2 separate regions of the Homo sapiens genome follow, and region 1 is linked to region 2. Evidence: chromatin loops called from intact Hi-C (ENCODE). Cell type or tissue: PC-3. All regions are shown on one strand. Links, peaks and the distances in the headings refer to the core of each region. The heading gives the core; the rest is flanking DNA.

What was found. A loop is a pair of places that touch in the nucleus more often than their neighbours do. Peaks named below come from ENCODE experiments on the same cell type or tissue, not always from the same donor. Only the 100,000 strongest peaks of a DNase experiment are listed, where the experiment ranks them.
Region 1: a loop joins it to region 2, with 6 times the contacts of the local background. A loop is called at or near these places in 1 of 110 quality-filtered maps.

The regions. Positions count from the first base shown.
Region 1 is chr18:21,449,855-21,459,326 of GRCh38, reverse strand. It overlaps GREB1L (GREB1 like retinoic acid receptor coactivator), which reads right to left. Exons shown (of 33, transcript NM_001142966.3): 13 at 8,176-8,304; 14 at 7,110-7,244; 15 at 4,764-4,961. It overlaps GREB1L-AS1 (GREB1L antisense RNA 1), which reads left to right and starts at 8,280. Exons shown (of 4, transcript NR_187982.1): 1 at 8,280-8,444. It overlaps LOC124900410 (small nucleolar RNA SNORD23), which reads left to right and starts at 8,571; the gene lies at 8,571-8,674. In PC-3, for the core only: no CTCF peak of the experiment used is centred there; a DNase peak (open chromatin) is centred at 5,686; H3K27ac peaks cover 520 bases.
Region 2 is chr18:20,960,295-20,969,766 of GRCh38, reverse strand. ROCK1 (Rho associated coiled-coil containing protein kinase 1) reads left to right here. Exons shown (of 33, transcript NM_005406.3): 24 at 559-652; 25 at 907-995; 26 at 1,827-2,015; 27 at 2,691-2,850. Among named protein-coding and RNA genes, the nearest start is that of ROCK1, 150 kb to the left of the region's middle. In PC-3, for the core only: no CTCF peak of the experiment used is centred there; no DNase peak of the experiment used is centred there.

The sequences.
Region 1 (9,472 bases), core at 2,756-7,755, 490 kb before region 2:
GCAACAAGAGTGAAACTCCGTCTCAAAAAAAAAAAAAAAAAAAAAAAGTAAAGAAAAAGAAAAAGAAAAGAAAGTGGGAATGCCTTCCTCTCTCTCTTCACTTCCCCTGCAATGTCTACTGCTTCCTTAAAACTGCCTTATGTCCATTTGAATAGAGTAATCTCTATATCAGCAGACAAATACGTCTCTCTGGCTTTGTTATAATCATGCATGTGTTAAAGTATCAGATTTGTGTCATTCCCCTGACAGGATAAAACTTCCTTGCCTGGATACCTCCAGATCCGCTCCCATTTGCTAGGGCTCCCACCAACACCATTTTACAAGCAGGGAGGCAAAAAACGGACAGTCACTTCCTGTACTTCTCTCTCCCACCTTGAACTGAAATGGGCTTGCCTTTGGATTGCACCAGTATGCTAGTATTCTCATTCACAGAATGCGGGGTCCTCCGAATTAGAATTATGCTACCACTTCAGATTTCTAAAAAAAGGACACTAAAATAAAATAATTTCCTATAGTATAAAAATGCTCCTTCCCCACGATCACTCCAGCAGTTACAAGTCTACGTTACGCAAACTTAAAAGATGTTAAACCCGCTCCATTTCTTTTTTTTTAACCTTCAAATTCTGTCCATGATATTTTGTTTTGTTTTCCTTTTTCCTCCTCCCTCCCCTCTTTGCTTCATTTCTTCATCAGAATGTGTGCTGAGGTTTCAAATGCTTCACTTTAGTGCTGGATCTGCAACAACGTGATGGTTTCTATTTTCATCCTTTTACTTTCAGCCATGCAGGCACTGCCAAGGATGTGCCCTTTCTGCATACTCTGGCAGCTCTTCCCTGCCTGGGTGCTTTTCCTGGCAGACTCTGCTGGAATGCTTTCTTTAGTAAAGGAGGCAAATGGAACCAGGACACAGAGACCTTGGACACTGTTTCTCCTTCTGCCCATCTCTTTCTCCTTCTAGCCCTCCATTCAAACATCAGTTGAGCACCTGCTGGTGCCAGGCCCAAGAGAGGCATGAAACGAGGCACTAGACATGCAACAATAAAAAAACTGTCCTTGGGCCGGGCGCGGTGGCTCACACCTGTAATCCCAGCACTTTGGGAGGCCGAAACGGGTGGATCACCTGAGGTCGGAAGTTCGAGACCAGCCTGACCGACATGGAGAAACCCTGTCTCTACTAAAAATACAAAAAAATTAGCCAGGCATGGTGGCGCATGCCTGTAATCCCAGCTACTCTGGAGGTTGAGGCAGAAGAATCGCTTGAACCCGGGAGGTGGAGGTTGTGGTGAGCCAAGAACGCGCCACTGCACTCCAGCCTGTACAACAAGAGCAAAACTCGGCCTCAAAAAAAAAAAAAAAAAAAAACTGTCCTTGCTCTCAAGGTACTACCCTCTGTGATCTCAGGCAAACTAGGCTCTTCTCAATTCACATGATGACATATGAGGAAACTAAGTCAGATGATTTCTTAAAAACTTTCTGTTTTAACAGCTATGATTTTAAAGAGTTATTTTAATGGATGCTCTCCTGCTATTTATTCTACCCGGAGCAATTTCTCCGTACATTTTAACATGCTTCTAGTCCTTTCTCTTCTATCAATTGGTATGTGTTCCAAGAATATGAAGGTATTTAAATATCAAAATAAATACTTTTTTTGTAATTATGATGTGACTATACATTCATTAAGAATGATGCTCACAAAAGATGTTCATGACATGGAAAGAGGTACACACTGTAATGCCAAGTGAAAAAAACAGAGGTAGGGAAGAGAGGTGGAACACTAGGTATTAAGTTATTTGTTAATGCCAACATTTTAACAGTGGTTACCCTTGAATGGTAGGATTATAAATGTTTAAAGGTTTCTACTTTATTTTTTAAAAATAAGGCATACCATAATCATGTTTTTATAACAAAATAAAGGTATGTTTAAATATACAGAAGTGATTGTTTTTGCAGCAAAAATTTCAGTATGTATGCCAAAGCCAGATGTGAATAATTCTAAAAATATGCTTTGCTTTGAGTGTGCCAAACATGTCTATTACAATGATTTTTTTTTTTCTGGATTCTAAGCTTACATAATTGGTCAAATTCTGGTACCTTTTTGAGAGGTGATAATCTTAAAACACTTTAGAAAAATCTGAGGGCATTGAGAAGAGAAAGGAAAAAACCTGCACAATTTATTCATCTGTCAAAAATGTAAGGCTTTATTTAGGAGCTTGCATTTATTAGGAAAGGTGAAAGTGCAGGTCACTGAGAGGTTATTTCAGGAAAAGGCTCTGCAGATGATTTCGTCACTTCAAACAGGTGCCATGATGTGTTTGCTCAAGCACAATTTGGGATATCAGATCACAAACTCAGGGAGGCCACAAATGCCAAATGGTACAAGTAAAATACTTAAAAGACAAGGCCCTTCCTCCATGTTACGAAAGGAAAAAAATCCATATGAAATAACAAAAAATCTGGCTACTGCTTGGTGTGACCGACAACAACCCACTCCCCATACTGGAGAAGGGGCAGGAAAAATAAATGCAGAAAGAAGCCGGTAGCTGAGAGAGAGAACTCACTTTGGTTTTTGGGAGAGCCATGAGAGAAGGCATTTGACCTTTTCCAGCTCATCACCTACAGGTCGATATTTCCAACAAGTCATTTTGTAACCTGTCATTCCAAAACTGAGAGGCTAAAAAGAAGACTGCACTGTCAACCAGACACTTGGGACTCCAGAAGGTGTGGACAAAACTTCACATGTCAGTCACAGCCACCAAGAGGGGTTAAAGAGATAGAAACAGGGAAAAATGTACTGTCAGTCAGCTCATTTGGCCTCTGGAACAAGAGGCCTTTTTAAAAACTTTTAATTTCAAATTTTGTGGGTACACAGTAGGAGTATATATTTATGGAGCATATGAGAAAATTTGATACACGCATGGAATGTGTAATAATCACATCAGGGTAAATGGGGTATCCATCCCCTGAAGTATTTATCCTTTGTGTTACAAACAATCCAATTACAATACTCTTTTAGTTATTTTTAAAAGTACAATCAAGCAAGATTTCTCACTGAGCCATGCTACTCAAAGTGTGGTCTTCTGACACTGGCTTCACTATAAGCTTGTTAGAAATGCAGAATCCGGGCTGGGTATGGTGGCTTATGCCTGTAATCCCAGCACTTTGGGAGGCTGAGGCTGGTGGATCACTTGAGGTCAGGGGTTCAAGACCAGCCTGGCCAATATAGTGAAACCCTGTCTCTACTAAAAATACAAAAATTGGCTGGGAGTGGTGGTGCACACCTGTAATCTCAGCTACTTGGAAGAGGCTGAGGCAGGAGAATTGCTTGAACCCAGGAGGTGGAGGTTGCAGTGAGCCAGGACTGTACCACTGCACTCCTGCCTGGGCAACAGAGTGAGACTATGTCTCACAAAAAAAAAAAAAAAAAAAAAAAGCAAATGCAGAATCCGGAGCACAACCCAGACTCACTGAAGTGGAATCTGCATTTTAGCAAGATCCCCAGGTGATCTTTATGTAGGATAAAATTTGAGAGGCACAATATGACAGGTATGAACATATAAACCACATTTTAAGCACTTCTGGATTTTTCTGCTTCCTACCTGTTTTTAAATATATTGAAAGTAAAATTCTTTGTTTTTTTGTTTTTTTTTTTTGGGAGAGGGTCTCACTCTGTCACCCAGACTGGACTGCAGTGTCTTGGTTCACCACAGCCTCTGCCTTCCGGGTTCAAGTGATTCTCCTGCCTCAGCCTCCCAAGTAGCTGGGATAACAGGCATGTGCCACTACCACCTGGCTAATTTTTGTATTTTTAGTAGAGACGGGGTTTCACCATGTTGGCCAGGCTGGTCTTGAACTCCTGACCTCAAGTGATCCACCCGCCTTGGCCTCCCAAAGTGCTGGGATTACAGGTGCGAGCCACCGCCCCCGGCCGAAAGTAAAATTCTTTACTGTGGCAAAAACAGTCATCTTCCAGATCTAAAATCTGCGTGTGTGTGTGTGTGTGTGTGTGTTTTCCTCAGCTAAGGTAATCAGAAGCAACTTGACATTTATAATTTCGTTTTCAAACCTAGTTTACAAAGGCAAGCATTTTACAGCTGTTTCAAGTTTCTAAATTCCTTATAACTTCTTGTAATTCTAATCAAATTTTATTTCTGAAAAGGGATATTATTTACCACAGACTTGTAACATTTTTTTTTTTTAGACTTGTAAAATTTTTGCTCTCTACCTTTTCACATTTTCTGGGAAAAACATTTTTTTTTCTTTACACTTAAAGTTATTAGAAATAACGCTAACCTTTTTTTCTTAAAGAACGTCATTGCTGACATGGGGGATGGTGTTCTGGTTTCCAGGTCCCAGACGTGCTGTTAATGTGCTAGATGGCCAAGAATCCACCTATGCAAATGAGGCCTGCAGGTGGGAGGAGTTCAGGTGGCACAGACGCCATCAACCCATGCAGGGCCATCCTCGCCTTGAGAAAATTTCTCTTCATCCATAAATGACCAGATTCTAGTCCCACAGATTACATCATGAACTTAATGATACCTGGCAAACATGCACAACAATTTACCCTTGACCTTGAGGGAAAAAGGACAGAGTACTTTGAGGGAAAACTTCAGATAAACCCAAAATAACAAAGTGCTTTTATGATTTTTATTACTGAAGAAGGTTTTAAGCATCCTCTAGACGTTTGGATTAAGCAAAAGAAAGAGGCAGAGGGGATCTGAAGCTGGATCTAGGTGGGCTCCTCTTTGAAAGTTCACTCTTACCTGATTGTCGAATCCGCTGAAGAGTTTGCTGAACCAACACCTCCGATCTGGGAACAATGATGATGAAGTCTACTTTGCTGAAGTGACCGAGGTCCAGGCTCTGGCTGCCACTGTCCGCTATAGCACACACCTGGGATAAGAGTTTTCTGGCAACTGTTAGCTGCGGTTGATAAATGTGGAAGGTTTCATTATCTAAATCTAAAATTTAAAGAGAAGTCATAAGAACAAGGTTAATTTACTTCCCTAATGGCCACTGTGAATCTCTATGAGGACACATACCACACAGACGGTAATGTAATACACTCTCACTACGAATTCTCACCTGCTATTTGCACTCTCTATTGAGTTTTAATAGATTTGCCTATTTTCCCTGAAACGTGGATGAGAGGATGTGCTCAGGAGTGGATGCTGCAGTTTTGCAAATGTATTATTTAAAAATTGATTGATTATCTCACAAATGCCTAATTCAACACCCCTATCCCAACCCAGAAGTGGAGGAGACCGACTACACTGTCGCAGCTGGAGCCAAGACTCATCCCTGGAAAGGGTAGCATTTCCAGTTTTCTTTAGAAATATCAGCACAGGCCAGTTCTCCAGCCCCGACCCAGTTCAAGGAAAGAGGGGATGCCATAATGATCATGATGCTGAGTTCCCCTGAGCTTTTCTGGAAGGCACTACAGTAAATATTTCCTCTTTAGCAAGTCAGTTGCAACATGGTCGGAAATTCCCTCCCCAGTCACTACATAACGTGGGTCATGGAGACACGACCTTCACCTTTCTTCCCACTGGACTCCACTTTGCCAGTGCTGTGACCTAGCAGGTCTAGGTGGTTGTGGCCAGCTCCAGTGCTGATGCCTGGACTATCTGAAGACACCTGACTCATGACATAGCCAGCTGGCCACTCAGCAGGTGACATATTACAAAAACATTTCCCAGATACTCTAAGCAGGTCAGTAGCTTTTTATTGCAAGTATAATCAAGCGATCAATCTTTCTTATACGTGCATGCACATCCACACACACAATGAAAGAAGTTTAGTCAGCTAAACACGTGAGCAGGCAACATCCAATGCTTCTTTAAAGCACTGGTTATTATCAGGAACACATGTGGCAGTTTAACTGCAACAGGGCCTAATTAACCTGTGCTAATTAATGTTTTCTAAAATCAAATGCAGCCGAGGCAAAGACAGCCGTCAACATATCCCAGTTACCATGGATACTGACAGCAAGTGGAGATTTAGATGGATGGTCTCCCTAGTAGTTGAGAGAATCCACTGGAAAAGCCCAAACCTGCAACTTTAAATAGAAGCCCAAATAGTCTTTGTACCACAGACTACTAATCAAAATATATCTGTCTTTTAATACAGTTAGGCTGTTATTTCAAAAACATCTTTAAACAAGGTTTTTAAACAGGGAACCAAGAATGTACTCCGGAATCTGTAAGTCCTCTCAGAATGTTTAAATTCTAAATGTGTTAACAATTCAAAACAGTTAATATAAACACATTTTAGATCATCCGGATCATCACTTTATTACCAAATACCATTGAGAAGTCAAAACATTTTACTGCCTATATTTGCATTTGTTTTAACAACAGAGCTGACTGCCAAGCCATGCTACTTTTATTGCCTGAGACAATCCTAATATATAAATGATACATTCCTATCAAGTGGGGGCCAAGTGGCTGTCAGCAGCAGCTTATATGGGTCTGTCTCCCAACTATCCTTTCTCCTGTTCTTTTTTCTGTCCTGTCCTATGTCATTCCTGTCAATCAGTGAATTGGGGAAGAAATCTGAACCCAAATGAATCCAGTCTTAATGATCAGACTCCTCATCCCTGACACTCCCACTTTGAGCCCCTGAAGCTTGTTGTAGGGCAGATGACATGTTGGTAGCGCTGCTCTATCTGCCAATAAAGCCTCACTATCCCTGAGATAATGTGTGTTTTACAAGTCAGACAGGAAGTGAAGGAGCAGGAGCTGGGGACCCTGCACTGCCTGTAGTCTGACTCTTTCAGACGGTTTTTTGAAGTCCTCTGGGCACAGCTGGTGGAGCTAAGGAAAATGAGCCAATGTCCTGGAATCTTTCAGAGAAAAAAGAGAGAGTGCTTAAGATAAAGTCTTTGACTTTGATTTTCATTCCAGAAGACTTTTACTAGGAACAAAGCCTTTGATCCAGGCCACATGGGAAAGCATTTTTAATTTCAACCAGGTTTATCATGTAGACAATCAGGAAAAGGCTGTTGTGGTCTGTGACTTGAAGAATCCTCAAAACCCTTAGAATGACTTAGTTTTTACAATGTCTGTCCCAAGGACTGACTTCCTCCTCTTGGTCTGAGATGACATTACCCAGGTTTTGTGTGGGAATCATAGCAGCAGCCTCCTGGGGTGACACACATTCATTAAGGTCTCCATCGAAAGGGGTAACCACACTGTCTCCTCTTCTTTGTTGCATTTTTTCCAGCAGCTTGTCTAGGTCATCGCCTATTACAAAATAGAGATAAGAAGGTTACAAGGAAGGATATGTTTGTTTCATTTTTATTAACTGCCCAAGTTGGGCAGTTAGGCTGTTCTCAGTAGATTTGTTGGTCAGCCAGCAATTCATATCAGCATTTACACTTGGCCATCTTTATAGTATACTGGTGTCTCTATATCAAGAACTACTCTCATTGATATAGTGCTTATAATTTACATGCTTTCACATGTTGTATCTCTCTTGACTTCCCTAATACTCAAAAGCAGACAGAATGGGATTAGAAAACTGAGTTCCAGGCTGGGCGCAGTGGTTCATGCCTGTAATCCCAGCACTTTGGAAGGCCAAGGCACAGGAGGATTGCTTGAGGCCAGGAGCTGGAGTCCAGTCTGGGCAACAAAGGGAGACCCAGTCTCTACAAAAAATTAAAAAATTAGCCAGGCATGGTGGCACATGTCTGTAGTCCAAGCTGCTTGGGAGGCTGAAGTGGGAGGATCGCTTGAGCCCGTGAAGAGGGGTGGTGTCAAGCAGTGAGCTATAATCACGCTACTGCACTCCAGCCTGGGCGATAGAGTGCAACACTGTAAAAAAAAAAAAAAAAAAAAAAAAAAAAAAGGAAGGAAGGAAAGAAGGAAGGGAGGGAAGGAGGAAGGAAGGAACGAACGAACAAACCGAGTTCCAGGGAGAGAGAAACTCGCCCAAGGTCACTCAACAAGGTTGTGGCTGAGCTGAGACTTTTGAATCCAGTACCAATGGGCCTTCCTCTAGACCCCCTTACTGCTTCCTGTGGTGTTAGTGACAAAATACTTAGGATAAACCATTTCAAATGAAAGATCAGCTGGCAAGCTTGAGCTCCACACTCATCTTGACAGGCTAAGATTTAAACTCAGAAAATCATACAACTAGGGGCTGCCAGTGTTGCCAAATCTTACAACCACTCACCTAATGATGTGGTTTTGAAATGTGATGCCAGGAAACTGACCTTTCCTGTGATAAGCTCATAACTAATTTCTTTCAAAAACTCACTTGTGGTGAGCATGCTCTCTGCCAGAGCTCGGGACTGGTGCTGACCTGCAGGATGGAGGAGAGAAGAGAAGACTCATCAACAGAACAAATGTTGCTGGAACATTACTTATAATGGCAACAATTGGAAACAATCAAAGGATGTCACTATAGGGACTTGGGTTAAGAAAATTATGACACATCAAAAGGTATGGACAATTATATAGCATTTGAAATATCAATTCTGACTCTAGACAGAAACAGAAATGTTTATAATACAGATGATCAGGGGAACAAAATGATGTACCTTATGTAACTGAAAATATGCACGTTTGTGTTTAATGACTAAGGAAGGTCCCTGTCCCCGCCAGGGGCTGTGAGCAACACCATGGCTGCCCCAGGGCTGGCCAATTGGGCAGATGCCCAGGGGCTGAGAACATGGGGGAAAAACAGACTAGGGAAGAGTATGAAAAACCTTATAAAAATTGTGCTTGCATGGTTATAATGAATTTGCTTTAAAAATATAAACATGTTTTTTACAAATAAAAATGAAAAAATATTAATGTATCACACTGATGAAGCTTTCTGGAAATACATGTAGCACAGAAAAATGGGCAGACAGGTTTTGTCAAAGTGAGGGGGTTTTCTTAGCTTCTTTGCTGGAAGAGGTGAGAGCCATTCAGTACAGAGAAGAGAGAAGCAAAATGTAGTCCAAATGGCTACCCAAGAGGGTGCCTGATAGAAAATCTGCACAGTGCAAAACAAACAAACAAAAATCCCCTCCCACCCCCCAATTTTGTAGTGTACCAACTTTCTGAATCTTTTCTTTAGAGACTATGTTACAATATTAAATAGACTGTTCAGTGAGAAGGGGAATATATGAGCTAATTTTCTGGCAAATTCGATTAACTGGCTTAGGCCACCTGTGGCACTGGCTTTATCACATGCTAGAGTAGTAACATTTCCAAAATCTTTAAAGGACAGCAGTTACATGAGACAGGGGTATCTGTTACTAGGGAGAGCTTTGAAATAATGCTCCCACAACCAGCTGACAGGGGCACCAGCCAAACTGAGGGCTACACAAAACCTGATCTGAGAAGGAAAGGGAAAGTTAAAATTAGGAGGATGAGCCCAAGCTCCAGCAATTAATCAGAGGTTGATTATGTGGATGCCTGAAACACATAACACACATTTTTAAATGGAAAAATGGTCGAATGAATTGATTAAACAAACAAAA
Region 2 (9,472 bases), core at 2,281-7,280:
GGCTTTAACTTCTCTAAGCCTCAGATTTCTCATCTATAAAATAGAAATAGTAATATCTCTTCCACATGATTGTTATGAGGATTAAATAAGACAGTAGACATAGAATGATTAATATAACATATAACAAGTAATGATTATATATTACTAAAAGTAATCTATAAATAAATGTTTTTATTATCGTTTTCATCATCAATATTCAGATAAAGATATTGAAGTCCAGAAAAAGTATGACTTGCTCGGGGTCACATACTAGGTTAATCGCAGAGCTAGAACTAAATACAAATTTCTTAGTTTGCAATCTAGTTATCTTGCCATTACATATGCCCCCCTTTTGTTCATACATATATCTATATGCATACAATGAAATAATTTTTGGATGCTGTTAACTACTTTTAAATATTTTTGATGTAATTACATATTTTAAGCTGGAAACCAGACATTTGCTGTAGTTCAGCAGTGTCTGACCTGTCTTTATCTAGCAGTATATTTAAAGGTTACTGCCTGAAATACGAGAATAGCAAAGAGGCTGGAGCTTAAACTTTTGTGTGCTTTGTTTAGCTTGAAGAAGCAAACAGCATGCTAACCAAAGATATTGAAATATTAAGAAGAGAGAATGAAGAGCTAACAGAGAAAATGAAGAAGGCAGAGGAAGGTATGTAGAATTTTTAAAAAATCATCATGTTAAATCAAATTCAGTGATTTATCTTTACCTATGTTGTGTTAGGTTTCTAAGATACCTGTTTTCATATATTAAGTAACTTCTGTAGCCTTAAGAATTATCTTAATGAAGTTACTGAAAGTTACTATGTAATGTATACTTATTTGAATAATTAAAGACATTGTTAGTTTGAAATGCAGAAATTAAATTAATACCATACAATAACATTTAATATAATTTGTTGACAGAATATAAACTGGAGAAGGAGGAGGAGATCAGTAATCTTAAGGCTGCCTTTGAAAAGAATATCAACACTGAACGAACCCTTAAAACACAGGTATACATGCTTTCGATCTTTTCCACATGTTCATTTTTGAGTTAATCATTGCTCTTTATGCACTTTTTCCTAAAACCAAGGCTTATAAGGTTCAAGCTTTTCATCAGAACAAATAAATTCTCTCCCCGCTAACTATAAAAAACTTATTTGTGAAATAGAATTTCAAGGCCAGGCGCGGTGGCTCATGCCTGTAATCCCAACACTTTAGGAGGCTGAGGCCAGCAGAACACTTAAGGCCAGGAGTTCGAGAGCAGCCTGGCTGACATCGAAACCCCAGTCTCTACTAAAAATACAAAAATTAGCCGGGCGTGGTGGTGCGCTCCAGTAATACCAGCTAGTCAGGTGGCTGAGGCACGAGAATTGCTTGAACCCAGGAGGCAGAGGTTGCAGTGAGCAAAGATCATGCCACTGCATGCCAGCCTGGGCGACAGAGCAAGACCCAGTCTCAAAAAAAAAAAAAGAAATAGGATTTCAGTTAAGAAAGCTAACTTGCCTAGTAATATTGTATAGTTGTAGAAGATAAGAGTATGTGGCCAAGGCATAGAAGCTTTATTTGCTAGTACCCAACATCAGAGTAGGATTAGCATACTCTTGATTCAGTACTGGGTTGTAAAGTTAACCAAAGAAAGGCTCCTGGTTCTTACATTTAAGTAGTGTGATAAGTCAGTGTTAGTTACTTGTGCTACCAGTTATCATGTCTCAACCATCATGAAGTTGTCCTAATTTTCATACACACAGAAAGTCCTGCTTCCTGATTTTGAAGAAAAAAATACATTTTAGTATTAAATTGGATGACTACACTATTGATCTTTATTAATAATATTTTAATAGGCTGTTAACAAATTGGCAGAAATAATGAATCGAAAAGATTTTAAAATTGATAGAAAGAAAGCTAATACACAAGATTTGAGAAAGAAAGAAAAGGAAAATCGAAAGCTGCAACTGGAACTCAACCAAGAAAGAGAGAAATTCAACCAGATGGTAGTGAAACATCAGAAGGAACTGAATGACATGCAAGCGGTAAGGTTTCTGTGTGTGTATGGATATGAGTGTGAAGGATTATTTTCTTAAATTATTTCTGTATATACTTGTTATCTATTTATCTTGTTTAGATTGGGAACAATCAAGGGTTCTGCCTGTTTGGTTTCAGACTGAAATTGGGATATGGCTGTTATAATATTAACTATAATTGGGGTAGAGGTTTTGAAGTATTGTAGCTTATTTATTTTCTCTAGTCAAGACTCACTTTTTTGAAATCAAAATAACAAGCTTAATTTTTTGATACCCCTTGGCTTGTTAATAGAACAAAATTGAGAACCTGGTCTCGGGCACTTAGATCTAAGCTTTTTAGCTCCATCAGTTATGGTTTTCTGAAGTTTTCTATACCTTTAAAGCTACTTCATTTGGAGCCAGAAAAGCATTTTCTTTTGTTGTAACTTTTTTGTTTTGATGGCTTATGTTTGAAAACAAAAACAAAAACTCTTTTTAAGGCAAGGAGAAAAGGAATTTGTCCGAGCATTGTATTACTGAGAAAGAACTTGACATTTCTGTAGTGTATCAAAATCTGTGGTAGCAAACATTCATGAAGTTTACTGTACATTTTTAGTATTAGCAATTTAAATTATCATATTTCAATTAGTAATGTTGGAAATTGTTTTAGCTTGATTATATTATCTTGATACTTTTCAAAATTAGCAATTGGTAGAAGAATGTGCACATAGGAATGAGCTTCAGATGCAGTTGGCCAGCAAAGAGAGTGATATTGAGCAATTGCGTGCTAAACTTTTGGACCTCTCGGATTCTACAAGTGTTGCTAGTTTTCCTAGTGCTGATGAAACTGATGGTAACCTCCCAGGTAAGAATAATTCTGTATCATTCAAACATGTATAAATGTCATGGAAATTAGTGTATATTTCTTTCATTTGGTTTTCTACCTCCTTGTCATTTTGTCCATGGATTCCTAAGAAGGAATTCTTATTTCTGATAGCCAAGGCCTGATGATGATTATACACTTGGTGTATTTTGTGGAGTAGAGCAGTTGTAAGCAATCTTAGGCTATTTAAATAGACCTAAGAAGCTTTACCTGAATAAAAACCATAAGAGGTTTATGAACCTATTTTGAGCAGCCTAAGTCCACAGTGAGAGTCAAAGCTGCTACTACACATCTCACTATTTTTTAAAAGTTGTACATTTTTGTGAGTAATAGCTCTTTAACATTTTATGTATTCTTGTGCTAAAACTAAGAACTGTACTTTATCATCAGAACCACAGCAGCTACATATAGAACCCTATCTAGTGGAGTAGTGATCAACTTCAGTCAGACTTTGCTAAGTTTTAAGTTTGGGGAAATAGATAAAATGGGTTGGGCAGTGCAGTAAGAGGCCGGGGGTGTCAAATAAAGGCAGGAATGAGTGGCTAAGATTTGAGACTTTTTTCTGTGTCTTCTTTTTCCCAGTGGAGAATCAATTTAAAAATAAACACAACCTCATTCTTGGTTTAATCGTCATGTAAACTATAATACCTTTATGTACTTTACAGAGATGAGAAATACACATACTATAAGTTCAATTTAGAAATAAAATGAGTAGGTTATCATTATTAAAACATGCATTTACATATACACAGAGTCTTAGTTCAGAGTCTTGGAAGTTTTGTATACATGATAATACACTTGAAAATAGATTTTAATTAGTGTATTTTCTGAATAATACATAAATAGGAAGATATTTATGAAGCAGCATGTTTGATATTGGGATTCTGTTTTAACAGATATTACTTGTTATTGTGAATTTGATATAAGGAACTAGAGGAGTCACTCAGAAAATTTTATAGTATCTTTCTTGGTCAAGAAAGTGGGACTCAAAGTGGGAAATGAATTCAGCTCCTCTCTGTATGCTATGTGATCCCTGGCCTCATTCTTGTGTGGCTTTGCTAGGTCAAAATCAGGTATCTGGGAATGGAAAGGCAGCGAAGAAATATTTCTTATTTTAGTGGTCAAGGAACTCCTCTGTTTACCTATTTTTGGCTCTCTGAAACTGCCTACCTCTTGAGAAACTTGCAGGTACACACGATTCATTATTGTAGGATCACTTTGAATTTAATAAGAACCTGTAGCTTTAGTTATTGTTTGAACATCTTTCTAAAGTTAGACTTAATCATCACTAAGAATATGACTTTTAGAAGTGTTTGGCTACATTCTTTCAATTGTTGAACTGAATTGGTAGGTTAGATTCCCACTTCATTAACCCTGAGATACTTCTGGAGTTATTTAGTATAGGGATTCTTACTCTATGTATGTATGTATGTATACATTCTTACTCTATGTATATATGTATGTATGTATGTATGTATGTATGTATGTATGTATATATGTATGTATGTATGTATGAAACAGTCTCACTCTGTTGCCCAGGCTAGAGTGCAGTGGCGTGATCTTGGTTCATGATCCTGCCTCCTGGGCTCAAGCGATCCTCCTGCCCCAACCTCCTGAGTAGCTGGGACTACAGGTGCACATCACCACACCCGGCTAATTTTTTTAATTTTTTGTAGAGACGGGATTTCACCATATTGCCCAGGCTGGTTTTGAACTCCTGAGCTCAAGCTATCTGCCTGCCTTGGCCTTCCAAAGTGCTGAGATTACAGGCATGAGCCACCCGCCTGGCCGACCTTGCTCTATTTAGTGTCAGTTCGAAATCCTGACCAATTTTATTTTTATTCCACCCATTTCCCTTTAACTATTTATAATGCCTTATATGCACCTTAGTGTTCTTAGTATTGGGTTAAATATGTCAGAAATGGACACATTATTGGTGAATGCTAGTTAGAAGATTTGAGTTGAAAGGTGAGCTGGTGGGACTGCTAATGAGGAAAGTGATTAATTTTACCCACCATCGTGGCTGATTCAGAAAGGCTAAGCTCATAGTGCCATCAGCTGGCTTCATTGGCAGACTTAGGCTGGGAATCCATTTAGGTTTCAGAATCCTGACCTAATAAATTGACTTATTGAGCAAAGAGATTTTTAAATGTTTCTACTAGCTCCATTTTCAGTATATTTCTTAGAATATTAGTGTACTTTCAGGAATTTTGTTTTTAAGGTTATCAAAGTCCAAACCAAGTGGGGCGGGGAGTACTGGTAGCCATTCTCCCTTGCTAGAAGAGGCCAGTTAATACCTCTTTTCCTATTACTGTGTTCTTAATTTTGAGACTTTATAAAATCTCAACAGTGCTGAACCTTGACTTTCATATTGGAAGTAGAAATTAATGGATAGTCTTTGTCAATATTATTTACCTCTCTGTGGGTCAGATATTTTGCTAGTAAATTGAAAATCTGTATTAAATCCACCATTTACTAGATGCTCAAAAATGGTCCCTGGCAAATAAAGTTAAGGTTTTGCATTCATATCTAGGAAGAATTGTTAAAGAATGTTGATATTCATTCTTAATATTAGATAGTTACATATCATTCAAGTGTCTAAAAAATTTCTTGAAGGTAATGGCTAATGATTAATTTTTACTTCAGTTTAGAAAATAAGTAAATGAATATACGTACTAAAAAGGAGAGGGCTTTGAATAGATTAAGTTTACTCCAAGTTAAAATGATGGCTTTTTGAAATATGGGTCACATTTTTCAGTTTTTTTTTAAGTAGTTGGATGGATAAACTGACACTGCAACTTTTATTATTTCTCTTATATTTCATCATTCAGTATAAAGATTATAATTTAATTATCTTGCACATCTAGAACGCAGCCTCTATGAATCCTTAGTGGCCATTTTGTTATTAACTAGCTTAAATATTAAATCTCCCTTCTAAAATTCCCAATTCTAAAAACTTTATTTAAAAAATGTTACTCCTTCTCTGACTTATAACTCTTTGAAGTTCTTGAAGTCACCTTCATTCTCTTAATTCTTTTATGTCTTTATCTTCTCTTTGGTTCTGTAGCAGGTTGTGACCTAGCACACAATACAAACATAAAGATTACCCTTACGGTTATGGGTGCCTGTTGCCTAGATGACAAAAAACTTTAATGTGATAACTGTTTCTTTTCCTCATTCTTTCTCTTTCCTTCTTTTGGAACTGTTAACCTAGACATCTGAAGAGAATGTAGAAATAGATGATGGATTAGGAAAACTTGGTATTGATACTCCAGTAATATTCATTATCTCTTATGGATTATTTGTATCATACCCTTTTCCATCCAGCTTGACCTTAGGTTATGTAACTTAAACCTGAAAATGGTGGATCTCTTGGTGTGTTTCCCAATATTTGAATATATGAATGTTTCTGACCTTGCCCAAATCTAGTGATTTGAAGTTGGTGTATCTGACTTGTTGAGTATTAATTAATTTTCTTTTTTATATCACTTTTGAATTTAATTAAAGTGTTTTGAAATGGTTCTTTAGCCCTGTTTCTTAAGCAGTATGTTTGTGGTATAGCTAAATAAATTAGGTAGTCTTCAGAGGTTAGCTCTGATGTTTGAATTGGCTATATCGAGTATTGATGTACATGTAGTTAGATTGTCTCTTATTTGGGTAAAGAAATCGCTGATATTGCAGTAATATACATCTAACTTCTTATAAGTTAAAATTGTTCTACAAATATATTGTATAAAATTTAGAGCCAAGTTGTTTTTGTACATATGTAGAATATTATTAAGGATAATCCAGACTTAGAGGTTCTCTCAGTGGGAGTTTCATTTAGTTATCTGGAGAAGCTGTTTTCTGTGCTTGTGATATAAAAGATGGAATTTACAGCGTTATACCTCCAGATCACCACTTAAGTTACAGGTGGTCCCGATTTTAGAGGAGGTCTTTATATATTTTAAAAACTGGTAAGTATATTATCTTGCAACTATGGTAGGCGTAAGGAAAGGAAACGCAGGAGAAGCTAGTATGTATTTTTTTATCTGTTATTATTGAGCTTAGTTCAGTTGCTTCTCTGAGGGAATTCACCAGATGGAAAAACTAAAATTTTCTCCCATGACATTGTTGTAAATTGGCAAAAACCTTCACATATTCTTGACACCTTTATTTGCATTCCAGATTTCTTCATTTAATTTATTTTCTCCCTGACCCTCTTCATTTAATTTAAATATGAGCAAATGTAGAATTCTGGCTTATTTGACTCATAAGATTCCCTTGATATATAAAATTTCTAAGGAACACTGAAATGACAGATAAAGCCATACCATATAACAACTTATTGAAGATATATTAAAACTGGCAGGTTAACCCACATCTAGAGCCAGAAAGCATAAATATTTTTGACATTGATTGTCACAAAGAAATAATGTGAAAGTATAGGGTATTTTGGCATACAAATTTTGTGTAAATGTCAAGAATTCAAAGGCTTTTATATCTTTGTTTTTGGTGAGGAATTACTAATACTAAACAACTTTGTATTATCAGATATTAAGACTCCTTTTCATTCTCACTAATGTTCATCTTAATGTTTTCCAAACTACACTTTAAAACCAGAGCTGCAATTTCTACCACACTAATGGGAAAATTTCTGGCAATAACTTTTTTGCTTTTATAAGATAAAATATTGGTGAATGATCAATATGTGATCAACAGTCTTCTGCATGCTATTTAGTATAAAACTGCCTGTTTGGTTTTTAAACTGGAACCACTATTTACAAAGGATGACTTTAATTGGCTAATTCAGAAAAATGCAGAATTACAAAATAATCAACAAATATCTGTCAAGTACCACCTCGTTGTGTCATTTGCCATGGGATATATAAAATCAAGTGTTAAGATATGGTCCTTGCTCTCACAAAACTTACCAAGGAACTACCTAAGCAACAAAATAATTACTTCATGAACTAAATTGCAGCAATTAAAGCCAGGTGCTGTGGTACATGCCACTGCTTAGGAAGCTGAGGCTCAGGAGTTTGAGGCCAGCCTGGACAACGTAACAAGACTTCATGTCAAAAAAAAAAAAAAAAAAAAAGGAAAAAGAAAAATGTTGGGAGAAGAGAGGGATCATTTTGAACTAAAGTTACCTCACCATTTCCTCCATTTTAACAATTTATATGAAGAGGAATAACACAAGCAAAGGTGTGGAGACATTACGTACCTGGTGGGAGTAGGGGAAAAAAATATTTCCCACAATTCAGTCAACTGCAGAGCTTGTTTGCGAACAGAATAGTGTTGTGCTCTAGAAACATAAGCTCAGAAATTAGACTGCCGGGGTTTGAAACCATAGAGCTTTGATAGATACTGATAGAGTTGCCTTGCCCAAGTCCGTTTACCCTGCTAAGCCTTAGTCTCTTCTTTTGTAAGTGAAAGATGACAGTAGAACCTTTTCCGAATTCCTCGGAATATAATATCCTGTATTCATGGACTTATACATAGGTTAAATATGAGATATTATAAAGCATGTGGCAAATAGTAAATTTATGAATAAATAAATCAGTAAATGTTACCTATTGTTAACTGTTACTGTAAGACTGAGTTTATAGCTTTTAAATTATATGAAGGCGGACAATATATTGCCTTAGGATTACCATTTGAATGATAGTATAATCTCATATTTTAGTGTCATACTTTGAAATTGGTTATTTTTCTATTCTTTTGTGTTTCAAATATAAGGTAGATACGGAAAATAGTTAAATTGAATGGATTTTCTTATTTCCAACCTGATCTAAAATAACTATTTCTAATGGAGTTGTCTTTATCCCCCAGATATTTCTAGTAGACATTAGTTATATTTAAACAATAGTAATAATTATTATAAAATGCCTTGATCAAATAGTCAAGGAATTCCTGGTATGCACGTACTAGTTGAAATAATGGCAGTAGACCAAATGGATTCTGTGTTGTTTTTACTGTTGATCAAATTGTGATATCAGAAACTTAAGAGGCTTTAAAACTCTTTAGTTTGAGTAGAATTGCAATTGAACTTAGCACTAGAGTTAAGTGCTCCCCTCAACCAAATTTGGGCAATTTTATTGAAATAGTTACAAATTCAAATTGAAGTTGTTTTACCAAAAAGCTTAATCAGAATATTGTACTGAGAAAACAAATAAAATACTTGTCTCTTATTCTTTATATCTAGTTGATTCTGCCTGCATTCCTTATTTATTTATCTTCTATTCTTGTCTTCTGTGAGTAATAGGACACTTCTATACTTTTGCTTGCTCTTTCTTGTGTAAATCATGGCTCTGATTTGTTCCACTTGCTGCATTATTTTTTTCTTTCTTTTTTTTTGCTGATTATTTTTATATGAATGTTAAATGATAAAGTCTTCTACATCATATCCCATTTAAGCTGCAATCCATTCCAGTCTTGCCTGGCTCTTAAGGGTATTGTTACTTCATACTTTTGTAATTGATTACTAAATGTTAAATTGTATGGGAAAAGTGGCTTGGAATTTTTTTCTGCAATATTTGTATGGCCATTAAAGTTGATTTGTGTGATTGAAGCATGGAAGAGCAAATTATAGCACTTATTCATTTAGTTGTGTTCAATTGCT